Linked DNA regions of Mus musculus: region 1 is linked to region 2. A link is a contact called in ENCODE Hi-C or POLR2A ChIA-PET data. All regions are on one chromosome and are shown on one strand. The core of a region is the stretch at or near the end of the contact, and the rest is flanking DNA. Distances in the headings are between cores, read along the strand shown.

What was found. A loop is a pair of places that touch in the nucleus more often than their neighbours do. ChIA-PET counts read pairs that join two places held with the same protein, here RNA polymerase II (POLR2A).
Region 1: a map of Patski shows a loop between it and region 2 (2.8-fold over the local background). The contact joins two enhancer-like sites. A Hi-C loop is called at or near these places in 1 of 37 maps with a recorded cell type or tissue (Patski). POLR2A ChIA-PET finds 5 or more read pairs at or near these places in 1 of 5 experiments (Patski).

What each region holds. Positions count from the first base shown.
Region 1 is chr19:33,218,942-33,224,999 of GRCm38, reverse strand. It overlaps the pseudogene Rnls. Among named protein-coding and RNA genes, the nearest start is that of Mir3970, 65 kb to the right of the region's middle. Within about 2 kb of position 2,180, at least 1 of the 3 ENCODE cell types and tissues checked has a DNase peak (open chromatin) inside an H3K27ac peak, as active enhancers do.
Region 2 is chr19:33,064,155-33,070,507 of GRCm38, reverse strand. All of the region lies in intron 2 of Gm41835 (a long non-coding RNA gene), which reads left to right. Among named protein-coding and RNA genes, the nearest start is that of Gm41835, 7.7 kb to the left of the region's middle. Within about 2 kb of position 4,989, at least 1 of the 3 ENCODE cell types and tissues checked has a DNase peak (open chromatin) inside an H3K27ac peak, as active enhancers do.

The sequences.
Region 1 (6,058 bases), core at 931-3,430, 160 kb before region 2:
AATAAATGATTGCACTGAGCACTCAAGATGCAAGCCTCCTTTCTACCACACTAGCCGTTCTTCCTAATGTGCATGGAGATATTTCTTGAGCGATGATTTCAACCTCTGTGTAGCAAAGGGCAGTGAGCCCTACGCCCTTTCTGCATCTCCCACTAAACTGTAGCTGATGTGGCTGCTGGTGGTCTTTTCTGTGATCAGAGGATTAGCTCAATTCCTCAGGATAACTCCAAATTATTCTCTCCAGAGACTCTGTGGTGTCAACAGCCCTGGATTAGAGACCGGTGACCTCAGCTTTTTTCTTACTCGCTGTGTAACCTGGGGAATGTCATTTCACTTCTGCAATCCTTGAAGGTCCTTCTGAAGACAGTGTCAGTAATTTCAGGGAGCCTAGTTTGTAAAAACTGTAAGCAGCTACATAAATAGTGATTCTTGTTCTCATTGTCGTCTCAGCTGCCACCTTTGTTACAAATAACCTGTCATTCATTTTGCCCTGTTCGCTTCCCTTTGCTTCTTGCCTGCTTCTTCTACCTCCTGTCCTTTCTGCCAGATAAATTTGCTTCCCTGCAAAAGGCTGATTATTTGGAGACATCATCACTAGCCAATCAGAGCTCAGCATTCCGGCTGGCTGGTAAGCCAATCAGATGCAAGCTCCAGGTCTTCTTTCAGTGTTGCTAGGGTTTCAGGTCTACTTCTAAAAACTGGCTTGCTTGCTGCTGGTTCATTCTGTCCTTCTCTCCCTCCATCCCCCCCCCCCCCCCCATCCCCTTGCTCTCCAAACCCTTCCCTTTCCCTCCTCCCCTCTTTTGGGTTTGGAGCAATTCCAAATGCTTAAGCCTTCCGGAAGTTTGGGTTATTATGAATAAGCAAGGTTTAACTGTGTATTTTTTCCCTTGAGAAACAGGACAGCTATTCCACATTCGATTTTGAAAGCATGTGTTTTAGCAGCTTAATGTCCCTTGGCTCCATAAAACAGAATTTCGTTGTGTTTAAGAGAATTTTTTTGGTGCAGAGTGACTTTTATTCAGATGACTAGAAGATAAACTGGCATAGAACTTGGCAGTGACGTGTCCTGTCACTTGAACCTCATTGGGCTAACACAGCGAATTCTAAGTATGTCAAAACTCATCCAGTTTAACTGATGATGGAAGATAATATCTGATAGCACCTCAGATATTAGTTCTATCTTGAACTTTCAGTGCTGGGATTAGTGGTGAAAATCACTGGTCAGTAGTGATGGGGACTCTCACTTTATTGCTAATGGGTATCCCTTCCATCACATCTGGCTCATCTGTGGACCCATGGGTCTTCTTTAAATGCTCTCTAGTAGGGCGTGTGAAGATGCCCTAAACACAAACTGGCTCTGTGCTCTGAAAGCTTAGGGGCGATGCCGGATTGAGAAGGAAAACAACAGCAACACAAGTTCTGTCTTTCTCATAACCTTTGCTACTGACTTAAAAACTGGAACAGCATAAGGATTCGCAGTGTAAAATGACCCAAGACAGGTGGCGCAAAGCCAGAAGTCTGTCAGAAGCAGCTTAGGAAAGCTTAATGATTCACAAAGGAGTCGCTGCCTTCAGGCTCTGACCTTTAGAACTAACCAGCTTTAAGCTTTTGGTTCTGGCCCTTCAAGTCACTTGTATCAAAGAAAAAGGTACTCCCTTAAAGACATTACCATCCATCCATTCAAAAAGAAAAAAAATAGAAGAGAAAAGGTGTCAGCACCAGCGACTCTGTTCTCAGATAACATGGTCTTAGTCCTAAAGACAGTATTAATTGCATTAATTGCTTAAATACATTTTTTTTTTTTGGTTAGCTTTTAGGGAAGGCCTTGGTGTTACTGCATATCCTGCAGGTGAAATGTATGAAATTTGGTTAACATGGTAACGGCTCTAAAAATACCTAGGCTACAGTTTAACCACAGAGTTTCCTCCTTAACGTAAAAGAGCCGCTGTCATGAGGTGTACGAAAGTGCAACAAAGGCGATCCGTCTGACTTCATGCAAGCAGCCTATTAAGACAAGCCTGGCGAGGACACTGTGCGGCCACTAGGCATCAAAGCAGGAATTAAAGTTTTGTGAGACCATCTGACAAAGCACAACCCAGCTGATCAAAACGGCTAAGCATTCTTTCCCTGTTTCTACCTCTTCTGCCCCCACCCACTGGCAACCAAGCAGGGTGTGGTGGGGGTTCAAACAGTCACTATAGCGTGACCACAGGGCCTCACCCAAGGAAAACCTGGGTCACAGAGACCCAAGCGGGTAAGGAGGCTGCAGCAGGCTCCCCAGCATTCTCTGCAGCAGGCTCATGTGGAGGGTGCAGGGAAGGGAAAATTGCTCACTTGAGGTTTTCCCCATGAGGCCCTTGCTTCACAAAACAAAGGGTGGCAGAGGGTGCGACCTTTCCCAGGATGGCTCTGCAGTTGCCCACGTCAGGCTCTTCTGAACTCCGAGTGTCCTTACAGGGTTAAGAGATTTCTTACAAAAATCAGGCTGTCGAGGTTGCATGGTTTGGTAAATGAAAACACTGACACCCATTTATACTAGAATTTCAGATAAACAATGAATAATTTATTTAGTAAAAGAATGTCTGGTGCAATATTTGGGATACTGAAGAAATCCATTGTTCATCTGAAATTCAGATCTGGGTGTTGTGTGTTCTCTCTGATAGCTCTAGTCAAATCCTTCCATCCTTCGTCCTTAACTTCTCACCTTCGAGTGCCCAAACAACATGCTCAACTGTACTTTTTGCTTCAGGTATTTAGCTTTGGCTTGTTCTGGCTTTGTTTGGTCTTGTTTCACCCTGCCTCTTAAACCTCCGCTCATTATACAGAGCCAGAGGTGAGGAGATGAAGTAGCAGCTGAGCTCCGTCTCACCTTTGTGTTATGGACTTTTAATGCATGTAATTTTTTTAATATTTCATTTTATGTGTATGACTTGCCTGCATGTGTGCCTGTGCAGCATGTATGTGTCTGGTGCCTGCCGGGGCCCGAGGAGGGCATCAGACCCCCTGGAACAGGAGTTGGGTGGTTGTAAGAGGTCTGGTCAGGCCTGGGAATAGAAGGTAGGTCCGCTGAAACAGCCATTGACCTTACCTACTGAGCCGTCTCTCCTGCCCAATGAATGGTCTTTTTGGAGGGGTATCGTCTCTGTGTAACCTTGGCTGTCCTGGAACTTGTCAGCTTGACCTCGAACTCACAGAGATGTGTTTGCCTCTGCCTCCCAAGTACTGGGATTAAAGGTGTGCATCAGCTTAGGCTGAGTGGTCTTTTTCATCATCGTAACATTCTGTGTGATATGCTACTTAGAGCCCACATGTTATGGATAAGGTTGCTGGGCTCAGAAAGAGTACATGACTCGACCAAGGTCATACAGTTAGCAAGTACCAAAGCCAAGGGAGAATGATGCTAAGCTGTTGACTCAGTTACCTAGTCCACAGCATCAGTCCTGTTTAAATGTGGCTTTAGTGGTTAATTCATGTTAGGTTCTCTTTTATAACAAATGGCTCGTGGCTCATAAGTGAACGACACAACTTGCCAGCTGGATTGGGACTGTTTTCCCTCAGCTTGGACTAAACTACTATGTTTGTTTTGTGTGTAAGTGCACCTCCAACGTACTTCTGATTGCTCTTCCCTAGAGTAGCTCTAAGTGCTCTCTGCATGCTATGTGTTGTGATGTATACGATGTGTCCATGTGGTCTCTTAAGTGGTACTGAGGCTGTAGGAACATCTGTAACTGATTGGAAATTTCCAACTGACAGGTTAAAAAGCCACGGCTCCTAGGTGTAAAGCCATTTATTGAAAGCCACACATCTTATACTTGGCAGCTAAGAAGTCCATATTTAAGTGGAAGTTGATTGACTTATCAGTGTACAACTTTGGGAAAGACTCTGAACTTCCATGTCTCTACTAGATAATTATAAATGGGCAATTATATATGAAAGCTTCTCTCATATAGAGGAAGAGCTGGCCACATGGTGAGCACTCAACAAAGACTGAGATAGTGGTTTTGGAAATGATCTTCTACTGGGTATTATAGTTTGGATATAAAATAGTTCCAAATGCCTTTCTGATGAAGGCTTAGTCTCCATATAGTATTGCCTTGAGGAGTGATTGGATCAGGAAGTGTCAACATCACCAGTGGACTGACTAGTCCTAGTTTTACGGAACTGGTACTGTGAAGGTAGTTGTACTCTGAAACAGTGGTTTTCTACCTGTGAGTCCTGACCCCTTTGGGGTTAAAGACACTTTCATGTGGCTCGTGTATCAGGTATCCTGCATTATCAGGTAGTTACATTACGATTCATAACCATAGCAAAATTACAGCTATGAGTAGCAGTGAAGATAATTCACATGGTTAGGGGTCACCACAGCATGAGGAACTGCATTAAAGGTTTGCAGCATTAGGAAAGTTGAGAAGCGCTGTTCTGAAGGTTGTATCTCGCCCTGGCTTCAGCTTTCTCTCTGCTTCTTATCTGCCATTCGAGACACTTTGTTCCAGCACACTCACTGTGTGATGCTCTGCTTCAGTCCAAAGCAATGAACCCAGTGAATTGGACTGAAACCCTTGATGTTGTGATGTTGTGAGGCACGGAAAGCTTCTCCTCCTGTGCTCTCTCAGATATATTGCCGTGGTAGCAAAAAACCTAACACCTTTGACAATGAGAGCCATCAAAGAATATTCTGGGCTTAAGATTGGCTACAATCTGCTAATGTTTGTCATGAGCATCTGATTTTTATTGAGCACACTCCCTGCTCGGACAGTGCTTTCAGAATCCCATTCACTGCTTCTCCTGCTTTGCCTTTGGTGTGCTCTAACATTTGCCTCTTCCAGCCGAAGAGTAGGTCGGAGCACCCCTGGTGCAGTTAAGTCAGTTTTGAAATATGAAAATTGTCCTTGACTTGCATCGAGGTCCATGAAGTATGCAGCTGGATCTGTAGTTTCAGCCCAGAAAACAGAGCCCCTGGACCTCTGTGTGGAAACTGAGATCTTGCTTCTTATTTCAACTTCTGTCAGAGCAAGAAATAGGGAAAGTAGCTTGAGACCGTGTCAAAAACATTAGTGTTGACTTTGCTGCAGTATAAATTACACTGAAGTGCCTTTTTTTTCCTTGTAACTTTTGGTTGAGTTCATTAAAAACCATTATCAAGTCTGTAAGAAAGTTCACTTTTGAAACTATTTAATGTGCAGTTATAAGGTAGTAGTCTGTCTCATTCAAAACAAATTTAGTCTTGGCCCCGAACTAAAAAGAAAAAAAATCATAATAATTTATTACCATAGCTTAGCAATCGGCCTGCTATGTGGTAGAAAAGAAAAACACTCAGATTCTGTTCTGAAGAAAAAAACCCAACGTGGATCTAATGCTGTTTAAAGCATCAGAGGCGAAAGGATCTCCAACAACACTGCTTCCGTAAAATATGCTCAGTCCAAACATTTCCCACAGAACACCTGCTAATGAGTAACACAGCAGATAGTCATGGGTTTGGAGAGCTGTACATTTTCACAAGCTATTTAAATTTTTACAACTAATATTTTTTTCTACTTTGAAACAGGTGTTTTTACAACTCTCTGTTGACAGTTCTCCTTTGGGTTATTTGTAATTAATGTCCTCATAACTTTTCTGAAAATATTATCACCTGTAGGTGATATACTAAATCTATATCCAACATTTTTAACAGAGCTAGAACTTAATATTCTACATCTCAAATGATAACAGTCATTCACACTCAACTGTGCATACCACCTGAAGTCCGCCCATCTTCTCTGATATGATGGATGTAAAGTGATGCTTTCACTAAGCACTCAGTGTGTTACAGAATAGCATAAAACTTCTCTCTCCTAGTGAGCAACAGGTTCAATACGTTTACAGCAATATGTACCTTTAAAATACAGCTTGTTCATAGAGGCTAATTCTCAAGTCATTTCAAGTGCAGGGTTGAGTCTTCAACTAAATGATAACTACTGTATTAGTTCCACCTCTCAACACATCCAGAGGCAAGGTAACCACTCACAGCCCCTTGCCTGAAATGTTAGCTTACACTTGATGCTGCTTCCAATATTCT
Region 2 (6,353 bases), core at 3,740-6,239:
CCTGCCCACCCAGGAATCCCATAGCACTCAACTCCTTTTAAAACAAGGAGGATCTGAGAGCGTATGAAGTCTGAGAACGTTCCCAATTTGTGCTGTACGTGGGCATGGCTGCCATTAGCTCTGTCCTCTCCCTGGGATTTCAACCTCTCAACGGTGGATCAAGGTCTTCCAACCAGAGAGCGTATGCTATGTGACTCCTATAAAAGTGGCCTTTCTCTGTCTGCCTTTGATCTCTTAGAACCCTCAGGTGGATCCCAGCTTACTCACCAGGAGGCAGGTGGCTGGCGGGAGTCTGTGCTAAGATATCAGGGTGCTAATTCAGCTCTGTGGCCGCACATTATTTCCTGGCTTTCTCATCCCCAAGGAGATTTTCTTGAAGGGTGGGCTCAGGCCTCAGAGCGAGAGCATGGAACCACCAACCATCATAGGATGAGAGTTCAGGAGGAAGTAACACAAGCTGGAAGTAATCTATGTGCCGCTGATGCTTTGAATATGCTCGCTTTTGTTTATTTATTTAAATCTCAACAAGTAACAGACACTGAATGGTAAGCCAGATTGCCGGTTTTCCCCCTTTGGGGGAACCACAAAAGGAGAAGTTTTATAAAAGGCACTTCTACGTGATCTAATAACATAAGCCTTCCAAAGGTTGGGGGCACTGCGCCTAGAAGACAGGGAGAGCAGTTTTGTGAGCAAAGGTTGCTGCTAGTGAATGAGGCAGGATGAGGAGCTGGGAGGAAGGAAGCAGGCAGATTCATCTCTGGTGGGAGCTGGTGAGAGAAGAATTGTAAGACCACAGAAATAAAAGGGGCCATGTATAACTTACATGCGTGCCAGGAGGAAGTCACTGTCGGCTTCTAAGCAGAGGATGGGCACTTAGAAAACTCTGTTGCTATAAACTGGTTCTAGGATCTTTTACAGGCACAGATTAGAGTAAGTAGTATCCAGGGCACATTGACCTACTAATAAATCAAATTCAGATTTAGAATAAGGAGCATGGGAGTAGGTTGGTATTTTCTAACCTGTTCTTTATTCAGATTTCAAAAAAAAAATATTTTCAGTGCCACTCAATACCACTTAGCAATGTGCTCGATTTAGCTGAGGAATGACTATTAAATACGTGTTATGTGTGCATCCCTCTGAGATGTACTGGGGGGGGGTGCTTCATCAGTGTGAACATATTTTAAAACGTGTGCTAGAACAAGAAACAGACAGGACACATCTACCTGCTGAGATAAGTGATCTGGTAGAGACGCCTCCCAGCCGGAAGTGCCTGGCTAGGACGGGTGGATGAGGAAAAGCGCAAAGGAAACACTCCAGGCTGGGGACATTGAGATGGCTAAGATCTGGGGGTAGGCACGTGAGGTCAGTGTTTGTATGGTAGAGATGGGGTATGTCATGGTCTATCAAGATGAAAGTGTTCAGAGGCCCTACTGGCCACAGAGCTGTTTCTTATCCCGGAGACCGAGATCATCAATTTCAATGGGGACTAGAGAAGCTGCATCTGGCCACCATGCTCAGGTCGGTTGAAAACAGGAGAACAGAGGCAGAAGTCAGCTGGGTGTGCTCTGCCGGAGAAGCAAAACTAAAGACCTAGCACCGGGGAGCTAAGCCCCACAGAATCCATGCAAGAGCAGGTTTCTATTGCTCCTTGCAACTCGTCAAGGGCTCAACCAGCTGTTCAAGCCATCAAAAGAGCAAATTGGACACCGAAGCTCTAAATCCCTGCTCATGCCAGAAAAGGAATATTTCTGGTGCCTAAGAGGAGCCTGGAGAATAGAACTAAACCCCAGCAAAGTGTGCTTCCCATCTGCGGGGGCCCCAGCCCAAGCCACCCGCCCACCGTTGTGGAAAGGGGGGATTAATAAGATACAGACGATCTAGGGCCTAACCTTATATTATTCATTTTTCTTGGAAACGTCTGAGGTTCTGTGATCCCTCTCTAATCCCATATGCCATACTTAGCTTAAATTTTGACAGACGTGGGGGTTGGTTGCTTGGGTTAACATTGACTGCCTGCCTTTAGTGTGTGCTGAAACTGAGTTGCCATGGCTGGGCAGGGCACATTTCCAGATCCCGTCACTCAGCACCAGAGCACAGCTCTGAGTCACTAATCACACAGCTGGAAACCAGAAAGTGGAGAGCCTTTATATCTCTTTATATCTCTCCTGCTTAGTCTCTCTCTCTCTCTCTCCTCTTTCTTTTCTTCCTTTTATTTGAAGACAGCAAGAGTTTTTCTCGTGTTAGACTAAATTACTTCTCTGAGTTTAGACGAGCTGCAAAATATTCTTGCTTGCTCTGTGAGTGTTCGACTCTGAGAAAGTCTTCACAACTCAAGATTCTCTTTGGAGCTGGGACTGACTTTGCTAAATAGCCCGTAGTTTATCCTGCTAACCAGGAACAAGCACTCAAGGGCCCCTGCTCTGAACCAAACGTTTCTTGGTTTTTCTATATATCTGACAACGGCCTTGGAGAAGATTGTTTCTGATCACTGGGAACCTAAGATTTTGTTTTGAGATGGAGGGAGATTTCTATCTAGTTTTTTAGTTTAAAGTCATGAAACAAACAAAATATTTTAATGTTTTTACCCAACTATTGGAAAAAGTGATATCTGTAGAATGTGTCAACCTACGTCCTTCTAGAGGGCCTGAATTCCACCGGCGTCACCTGTATAGCTTCTGTCTGTTCTTGCCTGTCCTGTATTGTTTCAGGCTGTTTGTTGCTTTCTCCTCATTTTCCAGGCTCTAGTACCAGGGTATGATACCCATCAATGTCACATCTTGAAAATGACGGCCAGCAGAGTATAACCCAGTGCTGGCCTTGAAAGGGTTCTGTACGTCTTACTCAATAACAACCCCCAGTGCTGTTTGAAAAGCATGCTAGGGCTGGTGAGATGGCTCAGCGGGTAAGAGCACCCGACTGCTCTTCCGAAGGTCAGGAGTTCAAATCCCAGCAACCACATGGTGGCTCACAACCATCCGTAACGAGATCTGACTCCCTCTTCTGGAGTGTCTGAAGACAGCTACAGTGTACTTACATATAATAAATAAATAAAAAAAAAAAAAAAGAAAAGCATGCTAACTCTCATCGTAAGTACTGTAGCGTCTGGATTACACTGTTATGTACCCTGCAGCCTTCCTGGGAATCCCCATCTATGTCAGCAAAGTAGCTCTAGTACCTTCGCCTTCTCTGCTGATTCCAGTCAATGGATGACCAGAAGCAGAGTTTCCTGGAGATAGACATACTTCGTCATAGACTCATTGAGTTCCTGAGAAAGCATTTGATGGGTTACATAGTGGGTAAAGGAAAAAGAAAAACAAAGGTAACAGTGAAAGATAAAACCGAACAGAGGGGCTAGAGAGAAGGCTCAGATGGTAAGAGCACCAGCGGTTCACTTCTGAGCACCCACAGTCATCTGGAACTCCAGTCCCAGGGGATCCAATGCCTCACAGGTACTAGGCGTGTATGTGGTTCAAGACATACATGCAGGCAAAACACAAAAGCACATAAAATATTTTTTTAAAGTGAGCAGAACAAATTCCATACAGCTAAACAGAAAAAAAAAAAAACCAATGCCAATGAGTATGAAAATATCACCCCTATCTCTGCGATGTTTGTTCGTTTAGACCCGGACACCTGTATTATAAATGACGTTACAAGTCAGATCTCCCTTCAACCCAAACCTGGGCCTTATATAGGGTGAATGAAAGAGAAAGGGGAATTATGATTGCCCAACTGATTATGTAGCAAAGGACCGAGATGGGTGCATCTTCCCAGTTGTATGCATGGTTGTTTACACTCACTTCCAGATGCCAAGCTACAACGATCACTCTCAGAAACAGGTAATGTGAAGAAATTCCGCCCAGTGACGGTTATGTTCATGTTCTTACTGAATACCTTGGGAAGCAAACTCAGTTCTGGCAAGACCTGAAACTGAGAGAATGTAGTACACTATTGCCTGTGATGTACGAGGCCAAACTACCACCATCAGGAAATGGGGCCAAGAAACAAACACAGAGTCCTGCAATCCCTTTGAACTCTGAATGCGGCAGCTCTCCCTCTACTCAATTTATGAAAGCCAATGAATCTCGCTTTTCTTGAAGAAAGTTCTGCTTAAGATTTTGCTTCTTGCACATTAAAGTGACCTACGAATATAAAAATCCAGTATCAAAAATAAAATAAATACTAAACCCTAAAGTAGGCACAGTCAATCCCAGAAGAAAAGGAAAAAAAAAAAAAAAAAAAAGTCTAGGATCATAGAGTACGGCCAAGCACAGCATCCAGATGAGCCTAAAACTCTCTACAAAAAAGACCCACTGGATAGTGATGCAACCTCAGATAAAAATAATTAAACAAACAAACAAGACATCCGGTTTCTGCTGGGAACCAGATGTATTCAATTGGGGACTTTCAAGAGAAACTCTCGGAAAAGGCGTCTGAACTCAAGATGGCCGCTCTGGCAGAAGTGTGGAGGCGGCTGTTTTACATCTGCCTTGATCAGGAAAGGCAACGGGATAGTTCGCTAAATGTTCAACAAGGATGCTTGCAACAACCGTATTATTTAAAGCTTCTGTGACTTCTTATTTGAGAGATTTTTTTTCCCAAAACTTGGAAAGAAGCCCTCCAGGCCAGAAATAAAGGGGTGTGATTCTTCCAGCATACAAGCAGACTGAACTCGGACAAACAGGGGATTGTAGCTCTATAAAGCAGGGACTGTATAAAGCAGATGCATTAGGAATTTGGAACCAGTTCACGACAGTACATTGTTTGATCAATTCCTGGTAGAAATTCTGCCCTCCAAATTATTTTTAATCTTATATGGCGATGCATTTGCCAAAAAAGGACTTCAATGCAATGTTAGCATAAAAATCATTTACAGCAAGCACAGTTTAGAAGAATCCTGGAACTCAAAAGCATCCCTGCCAGCCAAGGCTAGTCCACCACCCATTCCAGCAGGGCGGGGTCCAGGGTGAGGGCGGGCTGAGAGCTAGGGAGATGACGGACCGGCAAAGTCAAAATGTTTCTTTACATTAAGAGCCCTCCGTTGTGTCCCTTGTTCTTCTGAGTCGTGCCTTTGCAGGATCTGGTGCTGTTTAGTTCTGCTTCTACTGCGTAAACAGCAGGAACTGTTTAAAAAAACAGAACAGGATTAACTTGATCCAGCTGACACTCAAATACCCAAATTCGGGTCTTTTGTGCAAGGCATGTGCCAACTATCAAAGGCTGGCATTCCACCTAGAGAGCCAAAAGAACTGTTCTGTAACTCTGTTACTTCTCGTGCCTTAAGATGGCTCGTTTGAGTACCATGTGTTTATATCAGGAAAAAAAAAACAACAACAAAAACCTTCTGATATCTTAATTATCATAGTGAAAAGCATGACGTCCACAATGATATGTATGAGAAAGCCAGGGGGAAAAAGGGAAAGAAAGAAAAAGAAATCAAGACTCTAGCTTGTAAGACAGAAGGCTTTGAATAAATATATTGAGTAAATGAATAAATATATTTATAAGCAAATGAATAGAATGAGTTCTTAGATTGGTTAAATAGTTTTACAATGTAGATCTGAAAAACAAACAAACAAACAAACAAAAACAACTGGAGAATTTTCAGAACTAAGACAAGATCCCAGTTAGCCATGAATAGGACAAATTCTAAAGGCTTTTAGAATTTTAGAATTTGTTTCACAGATAAGATGGGAAGTGCTCAGTTGTCCATTTAACTCATCAGACAAGTATGCATGAAAACAAAGACTAAATTCGTTCTCTGGGCAAAACAGAAGGCACAGAGCAATCATATTGTAAGAGCTTAGACAGGTTCTTCCGGTTGAAGGTCAAAGGCTTCTTGTAGAACTGACATCAACCTAATAAGAATTTTACCCATAAATACGGGCTTAACTTGCCTAGCAGAGGAATAGGCATTGCAAATAAAATGAATTATGTGGCAGATTGGAGACCAGACTACATCTAAGTCCTTCTAGTCTGTCTGCATCTCTTGCCTCTTCTGCCATGTTATGGGTCAGTGCCATCATCTCTTGTAAAATTGGAGCTTGTCACTGGATTTCTAGCTTCCTTCACTCTTTTGTCCACTGCCCACAAGACAAGAAGAGCAATGCTTTTTAAAACACGAATCTTATTAGTCCCTCCCCCATTTGAAACCTGATTGTGGTATTTCACTGACAGCCCTAACTCACAGTGGCATCAGTCTCTTGTTTCTTTTCCCTGATTCTAACCTTCCCTGTCCCATCCCAACTGCACAATACCCTCCGAGTGCTTTACCTATCTTTAATTCTAAATGTGCATGCTATCTCTCCCCAGACCTTCCATCCTCTGCACATCTCACTCATCAAGTGATAGAA